2 separate regions of the Mus musculus genome follow, and region 2 is linked to region 1. A link is a loop called in an ENCODE intact Hi-C map of the cell type or tissue named here. Cell type or tissue: left cerebral cortex. All regions are shown on one strand.

Region 1 (8,000 bases):
GCTCTGGAAGAGCCGGCTCTCGTGTCCCACAAACCCTCGCACCCGGCATTCGGCAGAAGGCGCGAGGGCGCCGGCCCACGCGGGACGCGCCCACGAGGCCCGCAGCAAAATGGCGACGGCGCCGACCCGCGCCCCCTGGCGGCGCATGCGCAAGGCGACCCCGCCCGCGAGAGCGGAAGTCTTGTGACCCCGGAAGTGACCGTCCGAGCGGCGGGCGGCGGACGACGTTCGTCATTTGGTGCGGGAGGGAGCGCGAGAGCGGCGGTCGAGCCTCCGGTGAGTGGGCGCGTGGCGCAGCGCGGTGCAGTGCGGGAGGGGAGTGGGTTGGCTTTGTGCGGCGTCGCGGGCGACTGCGGCGCTCGCGGGCGGGGCGCGGTCACCCGGGCGGGCGGGCGGGGCGGGCCAGGGCGGCAGCGCAGGTCCTGCCGGAGGGGCCGCGGCCCCCCGGGCCTGCGCGCCTGCTACCAGGGGACCCCCTTCCTCGGCCTCGCGGGCGGGGTCCGGCGCGGGGCCTGGCCCGGGGCTCCCGCCGCGCGGCCCCGCCCCGCTCGGATTGCGGGCTCTACGGAAGTGCGGGCCGCGCCCTGATGCTGTCGCCGGCGGCCACGCTTGGCGTCGGGTGGGGTTGTCTGTAGCCTCCGGGTTTCGGACCGCCGCTTTATGTGTTTCCTTGGCGGACACCTCTCAGAGGGACAACGGCCGGGCTCTTCCCGGGACCGCTGCGCATTGCCTGTAGGCATCACAGTGGGTTTCCGAGAGACGTTTGGGAATCTGCGGAACTGAAAGGCATCTAGGCGCTTCCGTCCTGGTTGGTTCCTCACCGCCACTAAAGGTTTAGGGTCAGGGCCCAGAAACAGGCTCCTGAGATTTATTTGCAAGCGGTGCACTAGCTCCCAAGTTGCATACGCAGACCCTCACTAGAGAGGACAGACCTGCGTATTTAGGATCCCCTTTGGGCTCTTGGGATTTAAGCGGTCATCACATAGTTGAGCTTAGGACAGTATTCCATTGGAAGGGACGAACAAACAGACCCTTGTCCTGCACGTGGCTAACATACAGAGCATCTCCCTGTCGGAGAACTTACCTCCATGACCCAACCCAGTAAGATGAGAGCCTGGGCAGCTAGGGACAGCAACAGGACCCCAGGGATTTAGTGTTGCGTCTGCCAGTTCAGTTCGGTCTGGAGGCTTATTCTTAGTGGGGAGGAAAGGTGTTTTGCTTCTCTGAGGAACAGGCTGTGGTCCCATTTCGTTGCTTGGGGTTCTAGTCCTCTCAAATGGGCCTCTGCGTAGGGCAGTGGCAGCATCCTCTCAAAGTTCCAGTCAGGTGTCCTGCAGGTGTCAGGGTCTGCCTAGGGTGGAATGCCTCCAGGCTGTCACAGTCCTGCTCATGCCCCGCCCACAGGTGTCCCAAGCTAGAGGTAAGCATGGCAGAACAGGAACCCACTGCTGAGCAGCTTGCGCAGATAGCTGCAGAGAATGAGGAAGATGAGCACTCTGTGAACTACAAGCCTCCAGCCCAGAAGAGCATCCAGGAGATCCAGGAACTGGACAAGGACGATGAAAGCCTCCGAAAGTACAAGGAGGCCCTGCTGGGCCGAGTAGCTGTCTCTGCAGGTAGGTGGCTTGGAGGAAGGATGTCATCTAAACCTGTGCCCAGTCTCTTTCCAGACCACTCTTCCAAGGAGTGAGTTTAAAAAGAAAAATCTTAAGGGATGGGACTCTGACTCTTAACTCTCACTCTGCAGACCCCAACGTCCCCAATGTCATTGTGACTCGACTGACCTTGGTATGCAGCACTGCCCCAGGCCCTCTGGAACTGGACCTGACAGGTGAGTGGGTATTAGAATCCCTGGGTGGGGCCAGCTGGCATCTTGCCTCTACCCCTAAAAATAATTTTCTGCACTGATGCCCTCTGGTGGAGAAGAGGGGAAGTGCAGCTAGGGGCTTGCCGAAGCTCTGCTTTGTGTCAGGGAAGGGGCTGGGGAGAGTGAATGTAGCAGGGTGGAGAGCCCTTCAAGCAAGCAGTCAGCGGAGACTCCTCCTCAATACAGGTGATCTGGAGAGCTTCAAGAAACAGTCGTTTGTCTTGAAGGAAGGTGTGGAGTACCGGATAAAAATCTCTTTCCGGGTAAGGTGGGGGCTTTGAGAGGCCTGGAAACAAGGGGCAGAGGGGCAAGCCTGGGAAGGCAGCTGACCCTGGCTCTGTGTCCCCACAGGTGAACAGAGAGATCGTGTCCGGCATGAAGTACATCCAACACACATACAGGAAAGGGGTCAAAAGTGAGTGGGCGGGCCATAGAGTGGGGAGCCATTGGGCCTGGGAGGGGCGTGCAGCACCAGTAATCCTGCCTCTCCTGTCCCTCAGTTGACAAGACTGACTACATGGTCGGGAGCTATGGGCCGAGGGCCGAGGAGTATGAGTTCCTGACACCCATGGAGGAGGCTCCCAAAGGCATGCTTGCTCGGGGCAGTTACAACATCAAGTCGCGCTTCACAGATGACGACAAGACTGACCACCTGTCCTGGGAGTGGAATCTCACCATCAAAAAGGAGTGGAAGGACTGAGCTCCAGCTGGGAGACGGGCAGGGCGACGGACAGACAGAAGGACCGACATGCCCCACCCTAACCCCCTACCTACCCCAAACCAAAGTGCTGACAGGACCTCCCTCACCCGTCATTCCTCCCTAGTCCACTCAGGCAGTCAGCTCTCCTGTCTGCCCCTCCTCCACCTCCTGCCCGCAGGCCCCTGTGGTCTCCAGTGTCACATTGCTGCTTCTGCCTGTGCAGTGGGGGAGGGGTTCCAGCCCAGGCCTCCAATCTGCTGTGTCCCTCCAGGTTCCCTCTGTCTTCCCTTCCTCAGGCCCTGGCTTCTAGAATGGAACAGAACACTGTCAGGGTTGTCCAGCCCACCTTGTCTCTGTCGCAGCATGGGGAAGGGCTGGGCTATCTGTCCTCTAGTCCCACCACTCCCTGGCCAGGTCATCCATCACTGTCAGTCACTGTCTAACCATGATGCCTTAACATGTGGAACGTGTGCTGGGGGCCGTCGCTAACTCTTAACTCCCTGTCTGCATGAGCATGTGCTCTCCCTGTCCTCGCCTCGTCTGCCATCCCCATCCCAGTGACCCACCCAAGGGAGGCCTGGGGTGCGCTGCTGTTGCTTCCTGCGAGCCTGGCCAGCTCTTCCCCTCCCCGTGGCCAGGGTTGGGGGTGGCTCCAGTAGCTAGGGGAGGGTCAATTGCCAAAACTCGATGCCTCCAGCCCCATCTAGGAGGCAGGGTAGGGTGCCTCATTCCTCTGCCTTCTCTGTCCCTTGTAGGCAGTACTCGGAGCCCCTGTCCCCACAGAGAGCCCCTGAGGGACAAAGCCAGCCGAGCCTTACTTGTCTCACCTGGGCCACGTGGCCTGAACCTCGTGCCTGGCCTGTCAGTATTTATTGCCTCCATTTGGGCCAGCTGGCCTGATGCCTCTGCCCTGGTTCTTGGTGCCACCATCCCTGGGCCGACCCTCCCTGGACCCAGCCAGGACAAATGTGGGACCAAGTTCACACAGTTGGGAGCTGTCTCCTGTGCCTCCCCTCCCTATCCCCAGTCCCTGTGTGGTGTCTGCCAGGCCCAGCCTCAACAGGCAGAGGAGCCTGTCCCTGCTTCTCTTCTGACTGGGAAATAAACACCCCTGAAGGAGTCTGGGATTGTGTGGTCTGTGCAGCTTGTGTTGGGGTTTTGTAGGGAATGGTAAGAATCCAGTGGAGGGTGGATGTCCCTCAGATCAGATGTCCTGGCTACAAGGTTGTCTGCTGCTAACAGCCCTGTTTTGTCTTTGCTCCTGGCTTCCTGTGGAGATGTGAATATAGAACAAACCCCAGGCCCATGGGTCACAGTGCTGGCCCTGGGCATAGAGGGATTGCCTGAGTCAGCATATCTAAATTTCCCCTGGCTGGGACTTGCCCTCAGTATGGAGCCCTGCTGGAAGATCAAACTGATCTGGCTCTGAACAACTTGCATGTGTAGGTCGACCTGGTGAGAGAGTTCCCTATGCCTGTTAGTGAGGCTAGTTGGAACAGGAAACCGAGCCTCTGCACATCTCCAGTACTGTGCTCTCTAGAGCACCCACGAACCTAGGGAGAAAGGGCAGGACCACTGAACCATGAAGCTTGTAGCAGAACCCTGAAAAGCCACTAAGCCTTAACAGGGCTCTTGTGTAGCTCTCTGTAGTGACCACAGGGAGGCAGGATTACTTGTCTGTCTTCAGCACAACCAAAGGTACCTAGTAACCTCAAAACCCCATCCTGCCTTTACAGGAGTCAGTCTAAAAACTTCCCTTTTCAGCCTTATGCTAGCTTTGGAAAACCACCCTCTGATGAAGCTGTTCAGGAAAGTGGGTGTACCAGTTGTGTAGCGAGTAGTAATCGGCTACTTTGCTGGAGCCCTGCCAATCTTGCCTTGGGGTCCACCAGTGGTGAATAGTGTGATGAACCTTTATTGCAGGGGGCCAAAAGATACCTTTTTGTCTTGTTGCTGACAGCTGACCATAAATTGGGCCATGTCCGCCATTTTTACTAGATCCATCGGAGCCAAAGACTGGCGGACCCCAGAACCAACCTTCTGTGGGACACTAACCTGATAATAGCAGCTCCTTGTACTAGGCAGCCAAATTGTTGATCCAATCCTTACCCAGAACTCTTCCTGGCCCCAGCAGTCGGGGCCTGAGCAGGGTGAAGCCTTTTCTCCAAACTGCAGAGCCAACCAGTCTCCTAGCTCATCCTTAAAGTGTTTATTAGATGCTCTCAGCGATGCTGTTTATCAAATAAGGGCTTCTGAAGCTCTCTTTGGACCAAGATACTTAATCTTACAGCTCTGAGTTTGTCCTAGGCAGCTAAGTGTGTGAACTCAGACCCTAAGTTCCAAGTGTACAAGCCTACTGCCAACAGCTAGGACTTTGCTCTGGCTCCTCCCAGTGCAGGTTAACTCAGAGTGGCCTCAAAGTGCATGATGTGTTTCCTAGGTCCCAAGTCTAACCAGATCCTCCCAATCTCACGCCCCCTAACCTGCCTCTGTGGAGAGCTGTTGCAAGGCCCTCAGGAGCCAGGCATTCTCCACAGCAGCTCCTCTCTGACTAGGACTCCCAGGAATTGCCTAGCTTCTTGGCTCTTCAGACACCTATAGACAGGCCTCCTCTCCTGAGGAAAGTGATGGGCTGTAGGTAGTACCAGTTGATGAGCAGTCAGCTTCCATGCTGTGTAAACATCTGCTATTGTGATTTACAAGACCCTTCTCTGCCCAGCACAATCCTGTACCAACCAAAGCTACCATCCCCATAGCCGTGGACACCATTCTGCTTCCCGCTTGGCTGTCATCAGCTCTTTCAGTTCACCCTCCAGGTCAATCAGTCTTGGAGTCAATCTGCTGTCCACCCTACTGGACACCCTGCCAGGTGTGTCCCTCCAAAAGGGAGTTGCTTGGTTCTGAGAACTCTTAGGAATAGTCAAAACCTCCAATAACTCAACCTATAGTTGATGAGCATCTTCTCTGAGTAAGACTCCTGCCTGAAGGATATTTCAATGCATTTCCAATGGCCCAGAAAATGTGTAATACTCAGTGTGGGTCTTACAGGACCTTGATACTAGGTTGTCCAAACTAACACCTCTTTTCAGCAATGGCAGCTGCTCTTAGAAGAAGTAAGAGAGGCCTTGGGAAACAGAACTAAGTCATCAGCTGGGCCCTCAAGGGCTTGTAGATGTTCAGGTGATCTGACCTGCATTCTCAGGTTGGGACATACTACCCTTATATTACTACCCATATATTATCTGGCCACTCAACAAACCCAGAGGGCCCAAGAATTTTAGGCCTCTCTCTGACTTCTTTCCAGTGGTTGATTGCCTGGTAGAAGCCAGTGCAGAGATAGCAGACTTTTTTTTTTTTTTTTAAGATTTTTTTATTTATTTTTGTTTTTTCAAGACAGGGTTTCTCTGTATAGCTCTGGCTGTCCTGGAACTCACTTTGTAGACCAGGCAGGCCTCGAACTCAGAAATCCACCTGCCTCTGCCTCCCAAGTGCTGAGCCACCACGCATGGCTTAAGATTTATTTTATTTATGAGTACACTGTAGTAGTCTTCAGACACACCAGAAGAAGGCACTGAATTCCATTTCAGATGGTTGTGAAACACCATGTGGCTGCTGGGAATTGAACTCAGAACCTCTGGAAGAGCAGTCAGTGCTCTTAACCACTGAGTCATCTCTCCAGCCCTGATAGTAGACATTTGAAGACATTCTTTAGTCTAAGATCCTGTGATCATCAGGAGAGTGTCACAGCTGCCCCTCTGTTCCTACAACGTCAGCAGCCCTACTCTGTTATGTGGATATGGCAGCTGCCTGCATTGAGAGCTTTATCCATTCTGTGTCTGACACAGAGCCCAGAGGCAAACTGAGACTCAGCCCTGGTCCTGAAGGCAAGTTGTCTTTAAACTATCACACTCAACTCCCTCCCCTGCCCTGTTCTTTTCCCTTCCATAGACAAAACATCCCACGCCTAGCATTTAATTACCAAAATCCTGAAACTTTTTTTTTTTTTTTTTTTTTTTTTTTTGAGACAAGGTCTCAAGTAGCCCATGTTGTCCTTCAGCTCCTGGTATATTTTACTATACCTGTAATTCCAGTCATTTAGGAGGCAGAGGCAGTACAATTGCTCAAAGTTCGAGAGGCCAGGCTAGTCTACATAGTGAGTTTCAAAAAAATATATAGGGCTAAAGAAGGGGGACAGGGGAGACACAAAAACAAGACAGAAAGAGCTAATCCACCTGCCTCTCTCAAATACTGGGATTACAAGGGAACACTGCCATACCAGCGAACATTCTTCTCTTTTTTCACTTTTTGAGACAGGGTTTCTGTGTAACCCTGGCTGTCCTAGAACTTGCTTTGTAGACCAGGGTGGCCACACACAGATCCAACTGCCTCTACCTCCTGAATACTGGGATTAAAGGTGTGCCACCAGTGGCCCGCTCTTTTGTCTCTAGTTCCAAATAATGGTTTCTAGAACAGCTCAAGGCAGCTAAAAAAATCACTGGGAGATAGCAGCATCATATATGAAGCTATTTCTATTGTACCCAAGTCAGGAATGTGTACAGGCACTAAAGATAGGCAGAGAAAAAACCAAGCACCTAGCCAAGCTGCTGCTAGATTAGGTACTCTTCCAGGGCAAATTCATTCATAGCTCTCCTAGGCCTGCAAAGTCATCCCGTATATACTCGAAGGTTTCCCAGTGAGCTCCGACCAGGATCTGACTCCCTCTCTGCCTACACTGAATGGGTTGGGGCACAAAGGACTTGGTCTTCAAGGGAAGAAACTCACACTAGATAAGAGGAGTTTCTAGTAGGAAAGGTAATACATGCATGTCCTTATTGACAACGTTGCTAAAGAAGCTACTGCCAGGCAGTGATGGCACACATCTTTGATGCCAGCACTCTGAGGAGGCAGAGGTAAATGGATCTCTGAGTCCAAGGCCAGGTTGGTGTCTATCGAGTTCCAGGGCTATACAGGAAAACACTGTCTTGAAAAACTAAAAACAATTAAAAAAAAAAAAACTATCAAAATACAAAACCATATGCCATATTTCTTGTTTTTTATCCATTTCTGAGAGCAGTGTAGTACTAGTCAATCTATATACTTAATATTTGGGTGTTTGCCTTTTCTAATGACCCTTGACAATCAGGATAGTTTTCGTAGTGGGAAGTGAAAAAAGAAGATGCTTCTAGGAGTGAGCTCCCGGGCTGGGCGTGGAGAGCAGGTCGGTTGACAGCCGGGGAGCAGTAAAGAAAGAGAAAGATGGACCGAACACGGACAGGGACTGCTCACAGCTGTAACTACAGCACCCAGTGGGCCGGTGCAGATCTTTTAAGTATTTCCTCGGGTTCCAGGCCAGCCTGTGTACAATGAGTTCCAAGTCACTAAGGGATAGAGACACAAAGTAGAAGATGATTCTGGAAAAGGAAGTCCAACCGA
Region 2 (8,000 bases), 92 kb after region 1:
AGTTTCCTGGCTATGTAGGGTGGAGTGGACTGGTTTATAGCTGGGTGGGGCTGCCAATCACAAGGCAACACTGCCCTCTTCTGGTCTCTTACAGGAACTGCAAATATTCAGTACCAGTGCCAGAGGATACCTTCTGTTCACATACTACTGAGCATTTCAAATGAAGAAACTGTTGCTCTCCTAGGCTCAGCTCAGAGTTCTAGGAACAAAAGAACATACCCCACATGCTACCTTGGGTGGGACCCAATCCAGGCTTGGTCTGGGTCTTCCAAGACCTGCATGCACAAGCCCCTTCTTCCACGCTGCCCTATCCCAAATCCATCAGAACTCCCATCTTCTAAGTTTAAGTGCCCTTATCTCCCAATGGGCAACAATCTTGCCTTGGGTATTAAGAGTTAACAGCTCTGCCCCGCCCCTTCACCTGAGTCTATTCTGGATCCAAGACTGTTGGGCCAGGGTTACACTTTGCTACTTTGAAATCTCCAAGTATATGTTGGGCAGTGTTGATACACAGCAGGTAGAAGCAGGTGGATTTGAGTTCAAAGGCAGCCTGGTCTACAAACAAGTTCCAGGACAGCCAGGGCTACATCTTAAAGGAACACTACCTCTCCAAGTATCTATATGGAAATTCCTCATCCAAACATCAAGACACAACCCCTCCCTTAAACCCAGCTCCATTCTGTGCTGTGTCTGGGTGGACACATCAAGGATAGGCCCCTCCCACAAACAATGAGACGTGATATATGGCTGCAGGCCCCAAGCAAGGTTCAGGACACACACATGCCTCCAGGTGGTCCTTTATACTCCCAGCCCTGGGCACACACACCACTCATTGAACACCCCAGCCTGAATAGTATATTTTCTCAGTAGCCACCAGAGGGTGTGTTCACTTGGTAAGCTCCCAAGGCAATCTCTTGTGAGTTCTGCAAAGGTTGTCACTGCCCCACCCCATCACAGTAGGTCCATCCTGTCCCTCTCAGGAGACTTCGGACACTCGCGTCACTAGCTGTTGCTCCCACCACAGCAGCTGGGAGTGAATCGGGGTGAGCAGGCTTTGCCCGGATCCCAGAACTCTAGTCCGTAAGTCCTCATAACCATGCCTCACTCCAGAACCACGGTGCCACCCACTGCCTCCAAGGCTGCTTTGATCTTCTCGGCCTCAGCTTTGGCGACGTTGGCTTTGATTTCCTGGGGCAGGGACTCTACCAGCTTCTTGGCCTGAAAGAGACAACAGTCAGAAGTGTGGGGCATTAAAGCTGTCCCACCGAGGAGAGGAGAAGGCACTGAGGAGCGGGCCGCACCTGGACGAGGTTGATGCCCTGGACGTAGTTCTTGATCTCCTTGATCAGCTTTACTTTGTCCACAGGCTTTGCCTCTGTCAGGCGGACGGTGAAGTGTGTCCGCTCTTTCTGTTTGGGGACGTCTTCCTCCTCGGCCGCCTTAGGGTGTGGAAACAAAGATGAGGTGAGTAGGGAAGGATGGGGTGTGGCTGCCCCACCAGGACCTGCAGGTAAGATCCAAACATAACCTGAGCTCTACCTGCACAAAGCCACACCAGGCAGATCTTTCACAGGACCTCTCCCCGGAACAAGACATACTCTGTGCCTCCCTTTGCCATCCTCTACGGCGGTGTCCCTGTGTGCTTTTGGAATTTGTGAGACAGAGTCTACTCTGTGTAGCCCTGGATATCCTGGAACTTGTCCTGTAGACCAGGCTGGCCTCAACTCAGATCTGCCTGCTTCTGCCTCCAGAGTGCTGGGATTAAAGGTGTGCATCGCTACTGCCCGGCTCATTTTACATCTCTTAAAGATTGTAATTGATGGGGCTGGGTAGATGTTTGTCTTGCAAGTTTGAGGATCTGAAGTGGATCCCTGGAGCCCATGAAAAAGAAATGAGGCACAGTAGCTTGTGCCTGTGACCCAGCACTGACAAGGAACACAACAGGACCCAAGGGCCCACTGGCTACCCAGCCTAGCCTTATCAACAAGTTCCAGGCCGAGGGAAAGAACGTGTCTAAAAATGAGGTAAGTGGTGCTTGAACACGGAGGCTTCCTTGTGAACGCACGCACACGCACGCACGCACGCATATATAGGTAACCAGCAATTGGAACCTACAAGGCAGGGAGAATAACAAATGCTTTGCAGATAATAAATGGTTACAGAAACATCAGGACTACCTCAATCCTCAGCCACGACAACGACAGAACCATTTTTGAGGGGGTGGAATGGGAGGGGAGGGTTGAGACAGGGTTTCTTTACGTGACAGGCCTAGGTGACCTGGGACTCACTTTATGGACCAGGTTGGGTCAAACAGTTTCACCTGCCTCCTGAGTGCTGGGGTTTGAAGGCATACACTACAGGCCCGGCTAGAGTGACAACTATTTCAAGCCTTATTCTTGTGGTCCCAGCTTTGAGCCCCACCATCTGGGACACAACTGGATTGGGCCTGCATCCTGATACAGTTATGACCTTTTTCAAAGGCACTCCAGCTTAGGCAATGAGACCTAGCCTTGCTTTAAAAGTGAAGTCTGGGCTGGAGAAATGGCTCAGAAGCTAAGAGTACACTCTGTTGTTCATAGGAGCCTGAGTTCAGTTCCCAGCACCCATGTCAGGCTGGTAACAACAGCCTTCACCTCCAGCTTAAGGGACCCCACACTCTCTTCTGACCTCGCTAGCTACCCACATACATGTGGCACACACACAAACTAAGCAGCACTTATCTGACATAGGGTTTCACTGCGTTGCCCTGGAAGGCTGAGAATTCAGAGATCTGCCTGCATTTACTTCCCAAGTGCTGAGATTAAAAGTGTATGCTACCTTGCCTGGCCCTCCCTTCAGATTTCTTCCCCCTGGTTTTTCAAGTCAGGGTTTCTTGGTACAGCCTTGGCTGTCCTGGAACTCACTCTATAGACCAGGCTGACCCCGAACTCAGAAATCTGTCTGTCTCTGCCTCCCAAATGTTAGGATGTGTGCCACCACTGCCTGGCTTCTCCCACTCAAAATTTAAATATCCCTTGGAGGGCTGGAGAGATGGCTCAGCGGTTAAAAGCACCGACTGCTCTTCCGAAGGTCGTGAGTTCAAATCCCAGCAACCACATGGTGGCTTACAACCATCCTTAATGAGATCTGACTCCCTCTTCTGGAAATGTCTGAAGACAGCTACAGTGTACTTACATATAATAAATAAATAAATCTTTAAAAAAAAAAATCACTTGGAAACCCTCTGTCAGCCAGAACTCTTTGAGAAACACCTTGCTTTCTCTTCCTCAACACCTTCAAGTTTGATTCAACATTGTCATGTTGTAGAGGCCTTCCTCGAAATTCCAAGTCTCTTCCCTACCTGTCCAAATTGGTGCAGTGCACTTGAGGCAGGCACTCTCCCACAACATCTCTGTGCCCTCCCTACTTTTAATAATACTCAAGACTGCTGCACTGTTTGGCGTACCGTTTCCTCTCTTCAGATCATTTTTCCCACCAGTGTAGCTCAGAGGGCAGAAGGAAAGCTAGCTTACAGAATCGAGGTCCTGATCCCCAGAACCCATGCGGAAGGGGAGAACCCCCAAAAGCTGACCTTTGACCACCCCCTGCTCATGCACACCCACACACATGCACGCACTAGTAAAGATCTCGAATGCCTTCGGCAGAAAATTTCCCAAAGCTATTGCAGGGAGCCCACAGCAGAACACAGGGATTACAGCTACAGACTCAAGGAGGAACAGGGAAATACCTAAGTTATTGAGTCGGGCAGTTAACTGGGCACACAGAACTGGGTCTTCCTGTGGCCTAGGCTCACCTCAGAGGCCGGTGCTGCAGCAGAGACGGGACCAGGCACCATGCCACCCATTGGCATAAGGCCGACATCCTGGATCTTCAATGTTTTCTGTAGGATGAAGGAGAGGTCTCAGTGGCTGCTTATCAAACCCTAAATGGAGGTACAAATGGAGGTACAAGCCTATTTGGCCCTACCACCTAGGAAAGTACATTTGATAATTTACCAAACTCCCAAAACACCCCAGAAGAGACAGGGACCTCTGACCTTTGTTTGGTAAAAATACAACTAGAAGGCAGGGACTTTAGTCCTGGCCTGTGCCGATCTCTCCTAATACCTTCAGGAGTTCGTTGAGGTCTGAGATCTCCAGGAGCGTAAGGCTGGCAATGTCTTGGACCAGCTGCTGGATCTTGGGGGGGTATTCTTTGGGAGCATTATCCAGAGGTGCGCCGGCGAGTGCTTCACTCCTTCGGTGGCTGCTGCTTCTCAACTGCCGCGCTGCACAGACGCTGGGCATCTGTTGCCTACCCCAGGCAAACAGCCGTTAGATCAGAAAAAACGGGAGACTCAAGGGTACAAGATCCATGTGCTCAGTCTGCCACCGCTGAGGCCAGGCTCCACAAGCTGGGGTTAAGGGACCCGAAAAAGCTTTCCTACATTTCCCATAGAGCCTCAGGAGCCCACGACTATGTCTGCAATACTGCCCAGAACGGCAGGCTTCTGGTTGAATGGAATACATCAGCCTGGCGGGTGCACAGTGCTGCACCAAGCCTTCCAAAGCACGGGGCTCGGGCTATGCTGCCGACCACGGCGATGGGTCTCAGCGGCGGGAAGCTGGGGACGAAAGGTACCTGCACCCAAGGTCGCCCAGGCCGAGCCGCCCTCTCCACGCCCCGCAGGCTGGGCCGCGGAAGGTGGCGATGCGCCCGTCACCCCTTCCCTCTGAACCTACTTCCTGCCCGCCGCCCCGGCAATGGCGCTCTAGACCACCGCTTTACCTGGCAAGGCGAAGCGCTGCCCCCCGGAGTCCAAGCCGTGGCCCCCACAGGCAGCGGCTAGCCGCCACCGGCAGCATAGCTCCGCAAGCGGGAAGGTCACACGCGGCTCTAAGCGGAAGCGACGCTCTATCCGGGAGGAGGCGAGCTGTCCGGGCCGCTCTAGCCCGGGTTGGCTCCTGGTATTACGCACTAGGCGGTGCGACGCGCAGGCGCGGAGACAATACTGGGTTGGCGCTTTCTCCATCAGTCGTGTTCCGCACGCCTTTGTCTCGCCAGGGGAATAAGTAGGCGCCCCCACCCCTTTACCTACGGAACTCATAGCCCCTTGAATTCAACTCAGTGGTCCAAGAGGTTAGCAACCTCAGGAGCCCAGTACTCTAAACCTAGGAGAAGGAAGGGCCTGGAGTCCTCCCAAGAGCTCACTAGGCGGAACCGCCTCCTTTGAGTGCACACTAAGGCGGGCGCTTAGCGGGGAGGGAAAGAGCAAAACTTGAGACCTCACAGAAGTCAGGTTGAACCGTATATTTCAGGGTGAGCTATTGAGAGCTAAAACCTTAAGCAGTGGGTAATCCTGAGGGCAGTTGGGCTGCAAAAGCCCGCGTTTGCACCCTTCCTCACCCGCCTGGTGATGTATCCTGCACCAGATGAGTCTGCAGAATCCCCACCAGGAAGGAGACTGTTGGCAAGTCCACGGTTTCTCAGCCAGTACCCAGCACACTCCACAACAGATGCAGACTATTAAATTGTTGGTCCAACCCAGCCTGCTGCCCGAACAATCAATCATGAGAGTTTTGAAATACATTTTATTTTCACTGCTCTGCACTGAGAGATGACATCCAAGGAGAAGGGGAGACAGAGATACCTAAAGCTTCTACCCTTGCTGTGCAGGAGCCACATGGTTCTTCTGGGTACCAGGGCCAGGCCTGGACACCACACAGTTAGTTCACATCAGACTCCGGGCCAGGCTAAGCATCCCCACAGCATTCACCTGTGGCACCCAACACAGCCGGGCACTCTCCAGAGAAGGTTCTACTTGCCCTGCAGAGCCCCAGTCCCGGGGAGGTCAGACGGCATCAGGACTGAAGCAGGGAACCAGTGATAGGAGCCAGACCACCGAGGACAGGGAAGAGGGCCAAGGGGGAAGGCCCACCCCTTGCTCACAGAAGGGACACTACAGGGCAGTAATAGGGGAGGAATGGCTAGTTAGACATATAAGTGGTTTCTGGTGAACTGTAGTGTTACTCTGCATGGTGAGCGCCAGACTCAAGGTCAGTCAAAGGAGATGAGCTGGGCCTCACTGCCCTGTGCTGGCGGTCCCTGTGTAGGCGCTGGCTGGGCCACAGGGGGTTGCTGCTGGGGAGGGCCGGTGCTGGGGGCCATCTGGAGAGAAAGAGCAGATAGGCTCATCACCCCCCTTCACAAACAAAACCTTCGGCTTAGAACAAGCTTCACCTTAGCACATAGTAGATCAGGTTGTTACCAATATGGCAATGGCACGTGTGATCTCTTGTAAACTTGTCTCCTGTGCAATATGGACGCATGTGTACATACGTGCACTTAATGGCATGTCATGATTCTGTCTGCTGAGCAAAGCCCCTGATGCACCCAGTGCAAGGGATCAAAGGAAGCTCAGAAGTCCAAGGGCAGGCCGCTGGGAGACGGCTCACCTGCTGGTACAGGGGCTGCTGCCCTGGGATGTAGGGCTGCTGGGCTGGCAGAGACGCATCCTGCCCGGGAAGGGCGGTCATGAGATTCTGTGGGAAGTAAGATGGAGCCCGACACTGAGTTATCTGTGACCAGACACAAACAGACCCTCCTGGCTGGAAGAAAGCAGAAGCGAGAGCAAGGAGGAGAGGGCCTGCCTGGGATAGCCCTCTGTGCCTAGCAAAGACTAGGTCTCTTTACCTGCATATTGTACGGCTGGTAGCCCATGGACATTGGCTGGCTCCCCATGTAGCCTATGTTGCTGGTCTGTGGAGGCTGTGAGATGGCTGGGAGGCTCTGTGGGGCCTGAGAAGCCACGCTCTATGGAAGGAAGGCAGTGAGGTGAGGGAAAAGATGAGGAACAGGCAACGGCTGGGTGTAGATGCTGGGTGCCCACATACCTGGTAGCCTGGGGTTGGTGTGGGCTGGTAGGAGGAGTAGGCAGGACTGGTGGTGGGCCCGGCCTGGGCCTGAGGGGCTGCCTGTGCCCCAGGGGCACCTGTTGGGTACATGTAGGCGCTGACCATGCTGGGATCTGTGACAACAAAGGTGAGCTGGCTCAGCACAGAAATGAGATTAGAAAAGAACACCCTCGCCTGGGTTTCTCCTTTTGTTGTGACTTTCAAAGCCAGGGATATGTTTCACATCCTCGTAAAAGAAAAGTAAAGCCAACATGTGTGGGGGTGGGTGGGGTGGGGTGGGGTGGGATGAGGTCCTATGGGAGGGGGAAGCAAAAAAAAAAAAAAAAAAAAAAAAAAGAACCAAGTTCTTTTTGTTTTCATAGTGCAAGGGGCTGAGCCCAGGGTCTTATCCACATTGGGCAAGCACTCTCTACCTGAGCTACAGCCCCACCCTTCAAACTGTCTTGGAACAAGTGGTAGTCAGACTGAAGGAGTTAGGGAGAGCTGACACTGATAATTTCTGAAGCCCATACTTGGAGTTTCAAAACTGAGACCACAGCAACAAAGACAAACAGTCCTGACTTACAGCAGCCCAGGCTAACACTTCAGAAAAGACCACTATGATAGAAATGAAGACACACACTAGGGATAGTGCAGGCCATCCAAGCTGTCAGAATGGGAAACATTAGGGGGAACCTAGTTTGCTTCTCACACACACACACACACACACACACACACACACACACACATACACACACACGGTCCTCAGTAACCTACAGACTGTAAATTCACCCTAAGAACCTAAGCCTTAACCGTCTGTTAGGCCTTGGAGTCCTCCTGCCTCAACTTCTCAAGTGTTGGGATTGTAGGATGCACACCACCATATACTGTCTGAGATTTTGCCTTCTAATGACTGACTATCCATCCCCACAGAGAGGACGTGGGATCCCAGAGAACCAAAGAACAGACAAAGCAGGTAGAGTGCCAAACTGACCTTATCAAAAGGTGACAGGCCAGTTAAGGTGACACAAGCAATCAGCACTCACGTGGATTACACCGATAATGTATTAAAATCAACTGTGACAGGGACAGAGATGGCTCAGGAGTTATAACAGCTGAGTTCTCTTA

Evidence for each region. Hi-C counts contacts between places; a loop is a spot of excess contacts. Peaks named below come from ENCODE experiments on the same cell type or tissue, not always from the same donor. Only the 100,000 strongest peaks of a DNase experiment are listed, where the experiment ranks them.
Region 2: it touches region 1 in a loop (3-fold over the local background); 7 of 42 quality-filtered maps call a loop at or near these places.

What each region holds. Positions count from the first base shown.
Region 1 is chr11:120,573,798-120,581,797 of GRCm38, reverse strand. Arhgdia (Rho GDP dissociation inhibitor (GDI) alpha) reads left to right here and starts at 174. Exons shown (of 6, transcript NM_133796.8): 1 at 174-276; 2 at 1,405-1,616; 3 at 1,748-1,831; 4 at 2,054-2,130; 5 at 2,219-2,282; 6 at 2,368-3,699. The coding sequence starts at 1,427. The coding sequence ends at 2,567. In left cerebral cortex, CTCF peaks have their summits at 154 (motif pointing left), 1,919 (motif pointing left) and 4,214; DNase peaks (open chromatin) are centred at 1,877, 2,407, 4,246, 4,401 and 3 more places; H3K4me3 peaks cover 3,084 bases; H3K27ac peaks cover 2,039 bases.
Region 2 is chr11:120,481,536-120,489,535 of GRCm38, reverse strand. It overlaps Hgs (HGF-regulated tyrosine kinase substrate), which reads right to left. Exons shown (of 22, transcript NM_008244.3): 19 at 6,873-7,006; 20 at 6,673-6,792; 21 at 6,435-6,521; 22 at 5,552-6,147. The coding sequence ends at 6,037. Mrpl12 (mitochondrial ribosomal protein L12) reads right to left here and starts at 4,899. Exons shown (of 5, transcript NM_027204.3): 1 at 4,768-4,899; 2 at 4,107-4,293; 3 at 3,794-3,880; 4 at 1,302-1,439; 5 at 782-1,218. The coding sequence starts at 4,844. The coding sequence ends at 1,102. In left cerebral cortex, a CTCF peak has its summit at 81 (motif pointing left); DNase peaks (open chromatin) are centred at 72, 4,499 and 4,957; H3K4me3 peaks cover 1,876 bases; H3K27ac peaks cover 1,573 bases.